Regions from separate parts of the Homo sapiens genome. Here region 2 is linked to region 1. Evidence: read pairs that join two places in POLR2A ChIA-PET (ENCODE). Cell type or tissue: GM12878. All regions are shown on one strand. Links, peaks and the distances in the headings refer to the core of each region. The heading gives the core; the rest is flanking DNA.

What was found. Peaks named below come from ENCODE experiments on the same cell type or tissue, not always from the same donor. Only the 100,000 strongest peaks of a DNase experiment are listed, where the experiment ranks them.
Region 2: POLR2A ChIA-PET joins it to region 1 with 5 read pairs; 2 of 35 experiments call an interaction of 5 or more read pairs at or near these places.

Annotation. Positions count from the first base shown.
Region 1 is chr6:137,900,909-137,907,360 of GRCh38, reverse strand. No RefSeq gene overlaps it. Among named protein-coding and RNA genes, the nearest start is that of WAKMAR2, 36 kb to the right of the region's middle. RefSeq lists enhancers at 1,932-2,021, 2,202-2,251. In GM12878, for the core only: no CTCF peak of the experiment used is centred there; a DNase peak (open chromatin) is centred at 2,694; H3K4me3 peaks cover 1,664 bases; H3K27ac peaks cover 2,500 bases.
Region 2 is chr6:137,826,955-137,833,406 of GRCh38, reverse strand. The region is part of intron 3 of WAKMAR2 (wound and keratinocyte migration associated lncRNA 2); the gene reads left to right. Among named protein-coding and RNA genes, the nearest start is that of TNFAIP3, 37 kb to the left of the region's middle. RefSeq lists enhancers at 5,206-5,255, 5,276-5,405. In GM12878, for the core only: no CTCF peak of the experiment used is centred there; a DNase peak (open chromatin) is centred at 2,692; H3K27ac peaks cover 1,682 bases.

The DNA of each region.
Region 1 (6,452 bases), core at 1,475-3,974:
AAAAACCTTTTTCAAGAGAGGAGCAAGAATGTTATGGAGAAGATTGTAATATTTTAACTATAGAGCCCACGTGGTCTGGTTTCAGACTGTGGCTCCCCTGAATTCATGGAAAAAATAAAATCAGATTCCTGCCTATTCTTACCATATCCCTAAATCAATTTCAGAGACATTAAACATTTAAATATGTAAACCAAAACAAAACATTTCAGATGAATAACACCTCTGGAAATAAAAAGATTTCTTAAATAAGGTTTTTACTCATAAAGGAAAAAAATTAAAATTTGACAATGTTTAAACTTAAGACTTTCTCTGAGAAGTCAGCTGAAAATTTGGAGAAGATATTTGCAACATGTATGCCAACAAAAAGAGTAATAAAAATATATAAAGGCAGCCCACAAATTAGTAAGAAAATGAGCAGCAAACAGAACAGTAGAAAAACGATGGGAAAATTTTTTTTCAAAATATAAAAAAAGTAATTGACACGGTTATGTAAGACTGAACTTCACACACCCTTCAATCTGCATTTTATTCCTGGATATATACCCAAAAGAAATTTTAGCATGTGTGTACCAGGAGACTTGGACAAGAATATCTATTTGATTTGTAACAGCAAAAACCTGAAGCGACACAGATCCAGGCAAATGAGATAATAGGTAAATAAGTGTGGTATAGTCATACAGTTGACTACTGTATAGCAGTGAAGATTAAGAACTATACACTATAGTCATCAACGTAGGTGGTACTGAATTAAAAGAGCAAGTTACAAAAGAATAATTATATAAAGTTCAAAGCCAAGCAAAATCAAATAGTACAGTGTTTAGGGATAAATGCCTATGTGGTAAAACTAAAAAGAAAAATGAAGAAATAATAAACCCAGTTTTTTTCTCAAGAAGCCTACTTTCTAACTGGGGAGGTGGCTCACTCACATGCACTAAACCATGTCTCTGGATTGGGGAAGATGAATAGATTGGGAGAAAGGTACACAAGGCTTCAAAGGTGTTGCTAATGTCTGATTTCTTAAGCTCAGTGGTGGGTATGCAAGTATCCATTTTATTATTATTCTTAGGCCTTATACTTAGGTTATAAATATGCTTTTTGTATTATTTATTTACAGTTTTTCGTTACTGAACAGAAACATTCAAAATGAGGGAAAACTTTATTAGAACCAGTTTGAGCAGTCTACACATTTCTCTTAGAGACACCATAGGATGGGTTTTTGAGATAGAGAGTTAGGATTTTTAAACATGACTGTGCACATTTCTGAGACCCAGTTTTCTTGTTTGTCAAATGGGGATAATACTTAACACATAATGTATTGTTAGGATGAAATTTGATCATATATATTTTTATAAACCCTAGCTTATGGACTGTCATATATTAAGTATGTAATATATACAGGTCATTGTTATTATTATTAAAATATAATATTACAGTAGTGAAGAGTTCTTTAAAAATAAACAGAAATAGAAATTACAGTTGGTCTTTTGAAATGAAACATACTGAGGTTATATTAAATGAATGCTGCATTATTTATAATATTGCTCTCGAATGTGAGGAGTATGTATGTGAGGAGTATGTTTTATTCGAAGGACTAAAAATAACTGCTGTACATCATCTAAACTTTCTCACATTTTGCATGGGACATTTACACATAATGTGTATTTTGTCCATCACATCAGGCTTGATTACTAACAATTACTACGGGTCTTCAGAGAACCGGCATTGAAGATCATTCCTATTAATGTTCACCTCCCATCAAAAGAAGATTAAGGAGAAAAGTAAGATAAAGTTCAAAGAGGAGATTTAAGGTGACAGGTCTGAGCAGACATGGCCAAGAAGTGACACTTCAAATTACCCAAGGACCTAGAGACAGGCAGAGACCTTTGAAGGTCAGGGTTTTATATGGGCTCACCATCTGGATGACTTCATTTAATGAAATTGTATCAAAGCGAGCGGGTTTTACAACCCCAGAGAGGTGGGCTTGGGGTAGCTTCCACTGAAAAGTCAAATTACTTCACAGAAAAACAAAACAAAACCAAAGGTTATGTTGCTAAAACTTTTGAACCAAAAGGAGAAGACAGAATTTCCTCCAATCACAAGGAACCAAGAAAAATATCACATTTCCTGGCTGCCCACTCAATTTACCACCCCCCGCCCAGTCCCCTTTAGTAACAGAGAAAGAAATCACAGTAGTGAATTAATAAAGCAGTGAGCCAGACTTTCCTTCCTCGTGTGATTCAGCCCCGCAGTTGGGGTGGCGGGGGGGCGGGTAGGGAGCGAGTTCTTTAACACTGAGCGCTCTGGACTGGCTTTCAATATTAGACATCCGGAGTTTTTGAAAATTAACACTGGAACAAAAGTGACTATCATACTCCATGTCCCCTTCACCCGCCCTCAGTCACAACTTTATTTTAAGGTTTCTTTGAGGCTGATTAAAAAAAAAAAAAAAAAACAACCTAATGGGAAACACTATCTAGAAATGGAGAAATCAAACCAATACTAAAGCATGTTGTAGCAATTGCCACCACCTATGATTGATTTTATTATAGGAAAAATGTGTTTTACCATAAATGACACTCCTTAAACTCGGTAACCAGCCTCCTTCCTCTCTCTTTCCAGCATATCTAGTTAATCATACATGACTGCAGCAAGGTGATGCAATAGTTTCAATGTAACTGCCTTATCTAGGCATGCAATGAGAAGACCTGTGTGGTTGAGGAGATGCAGACACTCACAGCGTGGCCCCTTGGGCATAAGAATAGTGGTGAGAGTTTTTCCACTGAGTCTTGCAGGGGTATTTGTGGCACCTGTACCTTCTGGAAGGTGCCCCCAAAACCCGGAGATCAGATAGGACTCCAGGGCACTGTGCTGACTTTCTTGCCCTGTGCTTACATTTCTGAGACAAGGATCTAAGAATAAATTCAATTTCCAGTCCCCTCACTTGCTTTGTGAGTTTTCAAAACCCGAAAAGGCCTACCTAAAACAGCATGCACATCCAGAGGTACTCCTGTTAACCGCTAGTGGCATTGACGACTATGAGATGCCCCATTGGCAAGGAGATGCCCCCTCGTTTTTGAGTCCCCCACTGACATTCTCAGGATGATGTCTGTTGGAGACACACTTCTAGCAGGTAAAATTCACACTAACAGGCAGGGTGAACTCTTCCAGACCACCAGAGAAAAAGCAACACTTCATGCTAAAACTTGGACAATACAAGTGTAAAAATACTACCTGGGGCCAGGTGCGGTGGCTCATGCCAACAATTTGGGAGGCCGAGGCGGGCCAATTTCTTGAACTCAGGAGTTCAAGACCAGCCTGGGCTACATGGTGAAAATATCGATAGATAGATAGATGATAGATAGATAGATAAAAAAAAATTTTAAAGCCAACTACCGGGGGTGGTTGTCTCTCCCAGCTGAGAATGAAGGAATCCTCCAAGCACAACTCTCTGTGGAATTCACCATTATCATTCTCTAGCACATGATAGAGCATTCTAGAAAGTGCCCCAAAGCTGCTTTCTCACCCAGGAATAATGAGCCTCAGATGTGAGCTGGGGCTAAAAGGTACCTGGACAACTGCCCTCCTCTGAGGAGGAGAGGTTGGGCCTTGGTGCCCAGAGCAGTGGTGAGTAGTCATCTTATCTCCTTTTACTTCCTCTGTGAAGCCTCTGCACTGGATTTTGACATCACAGATCAATATGATCCTATCCACTATATGCAATTCACAGAAGAACTGTGTAAAATACTTGAATAGAGATTCTGACTTCTAGTTACAAGTTGTTCTCACTGTTAAAAAGGAAAATTGGCCTCGGTCGTTTCTTAACAATGCTACCATTTACTTCAAGAAGAAAATTGTGGGCTTTAACCTTTGCGCATTTGATTCTTCCGCACGGCCTTCCAAGGAACTAGGGTAAATGGACAAATAGTTCTTATAATTTAATACCGCTGTTTAAAAATAGATACTGTACTGAATTTTTTGCTAATTATATTAATAACTTCAAAGCCTTTTATGGAGGATGCTTGCTGGAAACAGAAGGTATTTTTATTTCACTGAAAAACGTGATGAGATTTGGGTTTAGGATTTTGGAGGGAGGACCTGGAGTGTAGTGTAGTTGTTCAACGCATTTGTCAATATGTTCTTTTAGGATATCATATTTGGTCTTGTTTAAGGAATTCTTTTCTATTCTCAAGTCAGAAAACTATTTACCCATATATATTCCTCTCATAAAGTTTTGTTTTTGACATATAAATTCCTTACTCTGTCTGTAATTGATTTTTAAGCAGACTAGGAGCTAGGAATCCAAATTCAATTTTATCTATATTTATAATCAGTTTTCCAACTGTACTTTTTAAAGATTCCTTCCTTTCTCTACTGCTCAACTATGTCACCCCCATCATGTGACAAATTTCCATGTATAAATGTGTCATATGAAGTGATAGTCTCACTGGTGAGCAAGGAAATCCAAGTCAAGACTGTTGAGATGTCATCTACACCCTGTTAACTGGCCTCTCCATTCTATTCCACTGAAAATTTGTCTGTTCTTATGCCAGTACGAAACTATTATTTATGATAAATTGTTCTTGTAGGATGAAGACAGCTAGCTCTTAGTGTATTATCTTTCTAAACACAGTTAGACTTGGTTTTCCAAGAGTTTGTTTCTTTTATGTTGAAAAAAAAAAACTTGATGGTTGATTTGGGCCTGTATATATACATCGATGGCCTAGTTTGGCTTGTAATTTTCCTTTCTTATTCCATTCTTGTCTAATTTTGATAGCGAGGTCATATTGAATTCATAGAATGAGCTGTGGAGTATTCCTTCTTTCTCTGTGAATTGTAGAGATACTATAAGAGATAGGTTTGCAGAAAATCTTTTAAAAAAGATTATAAAAGTAATGTAAACTTATTGTCAGGAATTGTAAAAACACCCGATATTACAAAGAACAAAACAGAAGTAATTTATAGGCATTACCATCCAGAAATTATTGTTAAATATATTTTGGTATATTTCCTTCTACAACTTTTTATCAGTCTCTGCAAGATATGTCCAATTTTCTCTTTATCTATATCTGTATACAAGTAATATGCACACAAAGAATTCTGACCATAGTAGCATATACTATTTACCAACTCTTTGATTACTTCATTAGAATTTCCCATGCCATTAAATATTCTTTAAAAACAGAAATTTTAGTACCTATTAAGCTGATTATTAAAACAAATCCAAATTAAACTCCCTTTGCCTCCCAAATAAAAATATTAATTTTTTAGGTGAATAGTTAATATTTAAAAACTCAGTGAATAATATATTAATATGTATTTTCACTTTCTGTTAAGCTTTGGGCACCCGCCACCTTCATTCTTAGCTCCATCCTGGTCCTGACGCAGCTAGCCTGACCAAGCCTTGAAGTACATCAGATGCTGTAACCCTACTCATAGGTACAATTTTGAATTTGTGCTGGATCCAAGGCCATTGCGTCTGGGGTGAGCTTCAACGTCTTTGAGCCCCTTGAGCTGTATCCTTTCTCTTCCTCCTGGCCTTCACTGAGCTTGCTCTGTCCATGTCACTAGGCAGCTTGCCCTGGTTAACACTGAAATCCCTATCTGGGCCTGGAGCCAGCTCATGAACTGCACTCAGGTTCTCTGGGGTCTTGACAACATGATATCTTATTGCCAGATATGTGTTCCTTTATTCTGTTTATCAGTAGGTCAAGTCAATAAAAATATATTGATTGCCTACTCCATGCCAAGCTACTATGTGGGGGATATTACTGTCTGGACTTTGATCTGCTGTTGAGATATCAATCCAAACAACTAGATCTCAGTCAACCCTGCCGAATGCCTGATTCCAAAATTCACCATTGGCTGGACAGTCTGTTTTGCCCCAGATTGGACCTCTTAGATACTGATACCGTGTCAAGCTTACTATATCCCTTTTGACACTATAACTTGAAAATCTAGCTATCCATCTCAGGTCCCAGTTCTACAGAAAGGTTAGTCCCCAGTAATTCTGGCTTCTTTTCCTGTCCTCATGTCTCCCTTGCCAAGATCCTGCAAACTTTCCAGGTAAGCCTTCTTGGGTTCTGACCTTTATAACATTTATGATTTACAAAAATATCTTTATATATATTTTCCCATTCTAGTTTTGAATCTTAAAATAACTCTTTGAGATAGGAGGGGAGGCTTATTAAATCTCTGTTTCACTAAAGAGGAAACTGTCTTTAAGAAGACTAATGACGTATTTATGTTTAATAAATGGCCTTTTTAGGATGTGAACTCAGACCTTATCTCTCATTTTAATGTTCTTTACCCTGGGGGGTGGGGTGGCTAACCTTCACTTTGAACAGACCTTATAATTCATTTCAGGAAGCAGTCAACTCTTTGGTATGAAGGATTGATGTGTTAGACCTCCTAGGACGACACTTTAACCCCCAAATAATTACTCAAAACACATA
Region 2 (6,452 bases), core at 1,461-3,960, 74 kb after region 1:
CCACTTGGGAATTTTGAATCTGGAAAGTTTGAGTATTTTATATATGATCATGCCTTTTCTAAAAAAACTGTTTCTGCAAACTCCAACACTATTTTCACTCTGTGCATTCAGTGTGCTAAGGGAGCATCTTGGAAATCTTTTGCTTGAATTAGCTATAACTTTAGCCTCTGCCGATATTCTGACCAGCAGCCTTTTCATTTTTCAGCCCTTTTTTGATCCAATCAGTCTCTTACTTTTTGAAATTTAAGTTTCTGGGTTGCAAATAAGTAATTTGTATTTTCCAGGATGTTCACATTGTACTTGTAGCATCATTAATAAATGAATACATGCCTCTCCTTGCAATAGATTAAGAGAAAATAAATACAACACTACAAATGGAAGCCTGTAGTAAGGAAGTCTATTGAACTTGAATTGTGTGAGGTCTTCATGTGCCCCTGGATCCTCCCTCATTTATTTATTCTGAGGACAGAGCTAAGCACTAGCAGGTAGTAATACTTAACAACTCTGATTAGTATTCAAAGGTTTGTGAATTTAGTATGAACTCCTCCACTGAATAGTAAGCTTCTTCAAGGGAAAGACCTGGCCTTACTCACTCCCCAATACTTGTCAACAGAGGGTGGCCCATAGTAGGTACACATAAATGTTTGTTGGACTTCAATTTGATTAAGAGATTCCTAGGAATAATTGTTTTCTCTGGGTATGAGCCAAAAATTGAGGTAATTGGTCCTTAGGTGAGTTATAATTTATTCTCTCTTTCCGCCCTTCCAATACATTGGTGAAAAGCAATAATAACAAGTCTTTGGTTAGCAAGTTTTTCATAGAATTAATCCAGTTTACCTCTTGTAAAACTTTTGTCTCTCTCCATGCATCTTTTCCTAATATAGTAAATAATGCATTTCAGAGAGCGTTTTCTTGACTTGGTTTTACTATTAGTTAATTCTTTTAAAATGTCCCATTTTCACTATCAGAAGTTGCTCATTTCTTGTTGGGAGCTGTGGTTTATTGAGGAGGGGGAGTTCCTTTACAGCTAGTAATACTTTGGAATCCCCAGGGATGGTCCATGACAAAAGAGATTAGAATTCTGAAGCAACACCCTTCAAACCACAAGTAGTCCGTCTATCATCTGAGTCACAGTCATCAACCAGGTCAGACTGAACATAAAAACGGGGGAGAAAAGGAAGAAATCCTCCTAAAAGCACATTGTACCTGGTAAAAAATTATTGTCATGCTTTAGAATTTTGAGAATCAACCCACTGAAACATTTTATACTTAAAATTCCAAAGAGATTGCCATATCAAGTCCCTACCATAAACTTTCCTGCATTATATTAAGTATTTTTGGGTTTATTTATTTTGTTGAACACCTATTCTTTAAGTTGGTTTATAACTTCCTTGGTGGGTATTTTTTTTTCTGAAGAAATGTTTCTAACATCTCAAGATTCATATTACTTAAGGTACTTTTTATAGGTATCTACATTCTAATGAAATACAAAGAATAGAATTTATCTGAAAAAAACATAAGCCATCAAATCGTTTTGTCAGAGCTGATCTATATGGGTGATAGGTCTGAATATGCTTATAGATCACAGCTATGCACCTTAATCATTGAAGGGGTCCTGGAAGGGGAATTTATGTTATCACAGAGAGCAATAAAAGCCAGGGGACAATCAAATGAAAATCCTTTTCCTTTCATAAATAACTTAATAATTAGCATTTATGAGAATAACTGAGTAATTCTGGCTATTAACCAAACCTTTTTTTATCGTGTTTTATGGCCCAGGCTTGGCTGACAAGTTGCCTAACCATGAGTGTATATATATATTTTTTTTTTCTGCTGTCACTACCACCTGTTTTAGACTTTGCTTTCATTTTTTTTTTTTTTTGGTGTTATCTTTTGCTCTCACAGGCAAAAAAATGCTTAATTTGTAGGAAATACAATTTCTTGCAAATAAAAAATAAAATTCAGGTTCATGAGCCCTGAATTTATATGCCAACTTTAGAGCTTTTTAGCAGTGGGATTTGGGCTACTTACTTAACAGACTCCCTCCCTCTGCTCCCCCTCCTCACAAAGTCATCCTTACATCTAAAATGCAGGTAATTAGACTGACCACCTAGAGTTGTAATGGGCAGATGTGAAAACATAATGCTAAGTTTCCAGCATCATGGTAAATGAACAAATGGTAATGTCCTCCAGTAGAAAGTCAATATGGCCTACAAGAAAGGGCAGGGGGAAGGGGCTCCCAAGACCCACATTGAAGTCCTGGCTCTAGCACTTACTAGCTGCCCAGGTTGGGAATTCTCCTAAACCTTCTCTGCATCTCAGTTTCTTCATTTGTAAAATGGGCAGAATATTCCTTAATCTACCTCTCTAAGTGGCTTAAAGGAAATAACTTTGTGAAACTGCCTTATAAAAATGATGAGATATTAAAATATTAATAATATGATGACAAAGTTTTTGGAGTTAATTTTTTCCCTCTGGGGAACAGTATTTTTTCAATGATAGTTCAATGGTTCCCTTTTGCTGAAGGTAGTGGCATTTCTCTTTTTTTTTTTTTTTCTGAATGACTCAGTTGGCACTTGTTATGAGCTATCTTGTAGGTTTTCTTTTCTTTTTTTTTTTTTTGGCACCTCAACTCTGTTTTAATCTTTTCAAGAGTAAAGACTCAATTTTAAACCTTGTGGGCTGCATGCTGAGATCTCTTAGGTGGGGCTGAAGGGGAAATCCTCCCTGGGGCACCATACTTAGTGTGAGAAGGGCCAGGGTTGTGGAGTGGAGCAGAGATGGCCTTCAGAGAGAAGAGGAAAGAAAAACAGGAACTTTGATGACATGGAGAAATTCTGAGATGCAGGGGAATATTGAGGGGCTTCCATGGACTTGCCTTGATCTTAGTAAGAAAGAAGGCCAATAAGATGAGGGAAAGAGAGTGGAAGGGAGTTGGGATCTTAGGGGCTGTATATCAAAGTGTCATGTTAACAGGATAACTAGCATATAGCTGACACTAAAAAAGTTTCGTAACTTTGAGATGAGTAGAAAATATTATTTTGTTATTTCATTATTCATGTCATATAATATTAGCATAGATAATAACATATATAATAATAGTAACAGCATGTATTAGGTACTTATGTCATATGTTTTGAACTTTACGCCTATCCTTTGATTTAATACTGAGAACAGCCTTACTAAGTAGATGCTATGATTATCTTTATTTTAAAGATGTGAAAACTGAAACTTTGGAAGGAAGTTCTGAAACACTATTGTGGGGCATAGAGTATCAAGTTTAGTAAGGAAAAGAAAAATGATTATAAGAGAGAATCGAGGGTCCAACTGAAGATGGATGGCATGAGTTTAAGACAAAACTCTCAGCACAATTCCATGTTTACCTCAGCCATGTTCTGCAACTTGGAGCAGTTGGTTGAGCTGACTGAGACTTCGAATACAATGGTTAGGAAAACAGTAACCTCTTTGCGTTCCACGTTGGACTTAATGACTATGAGTCATGTCATATATAGGAGGCAAGTTTTTCAGTGGAGATAGGAACAACTGAAATATGTTCTTCAGCCTAGTGGAGACAAGTAATTGTCATTGGCTGGTGAGTGTTTCAGATACTTCAAAGCATGGGTTGTGCTTCACCCCACCCTCTCTAGCTAAACTCCTTGGCTAATGGCCTGCATGATCTTAACTTCATTCCGGAAATACTGGTTAAGAGGATTTGGGACAGGCCATTTGGAGGCTGGTGAACCTGACAACTTACACAACCTACATTTGCAAAGCCCAGTTATTTTCTGACTAATGGGTCAGAAAGAGGGGGCAGAAGAGGAGAGAGAAATCTTCACCAAACAAACAGCCAGGCCATCTGGGTGGAGTTGCTTAAGGCAGTCACAAAAAAATGATCACATCATTTACCTCTCATTTAACAAGGGCAGAGCAGGGATACTAGCTGTGAGACACTTCTGCTCCGGGAAAGGTAGGAGCATTTGTACAATCTTTCCAGTATAGGGGAAGGGGGACATGGGAGTAGAAGTTGGATTGTTGAGTCACGAAGCAAATAGGTGTCTTTTTATTCTAATTAACTTGAGAAAGAAAGAATTTGGTATTATATCAACCCAGCACTTAAACTTTTTACCTTCATTGTATAAAAACTGTTTGTGAAAATTGTGCCACTATGACTTACTTTTTGATACGGATAATGGAGCATTCTCTAAAGGGAGCAGATGGAATGATGAGGAGGTTCAGAGTAGTGTCAATCATCAGGAAAGAGGGTGGCCCTGTTGGCCTGGGGGTGAGGGGAGAGGCTCTGACAAAGGTGCTCAGTCCCCAGCCAGGCTGCATGTGGTTCTTGTCTACCTGGGTCCACCTGAAAAGACACTACCAGATTGATTTGGGGTGTATCCTGGGCAGTGAGACTTTTGAAAGTGCATTGGTTGATTCTAATGCACAATCCAGTTGAGAACCACTGTTGAGGGAGCAGGGTGCCTGAATCATGAAATAAAAAGAGGCTTTTTATGGGAAAGGCTCTCTATCTCTCTTCTTTAACACCAGGAAAGGAGCTGTATTAGTGATAGGAAGTGATGGGGAAGCCAATGGGGGCTCAAAAGAAAGAAAGCTTTGATGCTTGGTACTGAAATGGAAGTGGCGTGGTAAGTGGAGGAGCCCCTGATGCTGGAAATGATCAAGGAGAAGGTGGACAACCATTGACTGGGAAGGCTGAACTAGCCCAGTGATGGCTAGATAGTGTCAGGAGGACCAGAAGCAACCTCAAGTCCCTTCCCCTTCACTCAGGGCAGCTCAGTTTTCTCTCTTTTTCTGTATTGGTTTGGGTTTCCCCATAAAGATTTCCTTTGAAGAAAGAGTCTGCTCAAAAAAACTTTTAAAACCACATAACTAGTTGACCTTTATGGCTATTACCAATCTGAAGTTCTGTAGCATTAAATCTTCTTTGATGTTTTCTAAGAAACCAGGCTACTGATTGATCCATTCTTCCAAAGGCCAAGGGGGAAAGGAAGGAGAGCTTACAAGGGTGGAAAGCATGAGTAGAAGAGGGGAGACTTCTCTTAGCTGAGGGCCAGGGCAGGAGCCCTTAACCCTGTCTAGGCTTGGAACCACCTGGGAACTTTTCAGTAAGACACCCTCCCAAAGCAGTGATATCAGTCTCTGGGGATGGTGCCTGGGCGTGGGTATTCATGAAATGCAGCAGAGTTGAGAACCACTGGCTTAATAGATGGGCACTGAGGAGAACTCTTTTTATACATTGAGGCCAAACATGTTAGACAACCACGAACACGGCAGTTCTTAAACTTCAGCTGCATCAGAATCACCTAGGCTTGTTCAGACAGATCACTGGGCTCCACCCCCAGAGTTTCTGATTTAGTAGGCCTGTGATAAAGCCAAGAATTTGCATTTTTAACAAGTTCCAGGTGATGCTGACACTGCTGATCTGGGGGACCACACTTTGAGAACCACTGCTTTAACAATAGGAATTTACTTTTGACCTTAAAAACAACTCCCTAACATTGGCAAGCGATTGATAGTGTGCACCCTTGATGATATGATATAATGAGAATGGCACTTTGCCTCTGTGGTCTCCCTCCCATTAAATGCATTAACTCAGTCTAATCATGAGTAAAACATCAGACAAAACCCAATGGAAGGACATTCTACAACATACCTGACCAGTAATCCTCAAAACTATCAAGGTCAGCAAAGCCAAGGAAAGTCTAAGAAACTGCCACAGCTAAGAGGAGCCTAAGGAGACATGACTACTAAATACAATGTGGTATCCTGCATGGAATCCTGGAATAGAAAAAGCACATTAGGGGCAGGGCACGGTGACTCACACCTGTAATCCCAGCACTTTAGGAGGCTGAGGCAAGCAGATCACTTGAGGTAAGGAGTTTGAAACCAGCCTGGCCAAGATGGTGAAACCCCATCTCTGCTAAAAATACGAAAATTAGCTGGGTGTATTGGCGGGCGCCTGTGATCCCAGCTACTTGGGAGGCTGAGGCAGAAGAATCACTTAAACCCAGGAGGTGGAGGCTGCAGTGAGCCGAGATCGTGCCACTGCACTCCAGCCTGGGCAACAGAGTGAGACTCCATCTCAAAAAAGAAAAAGGAAAAAAGACATTAGGGAAAAGCTGAGGAAATAATGTATCAATACTGATTCATTGGTCATGACAAAGGTACCATATTAATGTAATATGTTAACAATAGGGGAAACTCAGTATTAGGTAGGGAGCGCTCTGTACCATTACTGCACTAATTACATTACTGCACTAATTACATTAATTCTGTAATTTTAAAACCATTCTAAGATAAGCAGTTTATTTGAAAAAAAAAAAAAAAAAAAAAAAAAAAAAAGAACTTCCTGACTGCTGAAATACAGACCGTTCCTGATTGTGGTTATGGAGGAGGTGTCTTCAAAAGCATCAAGGAAAAAATATCAAATAATTGTA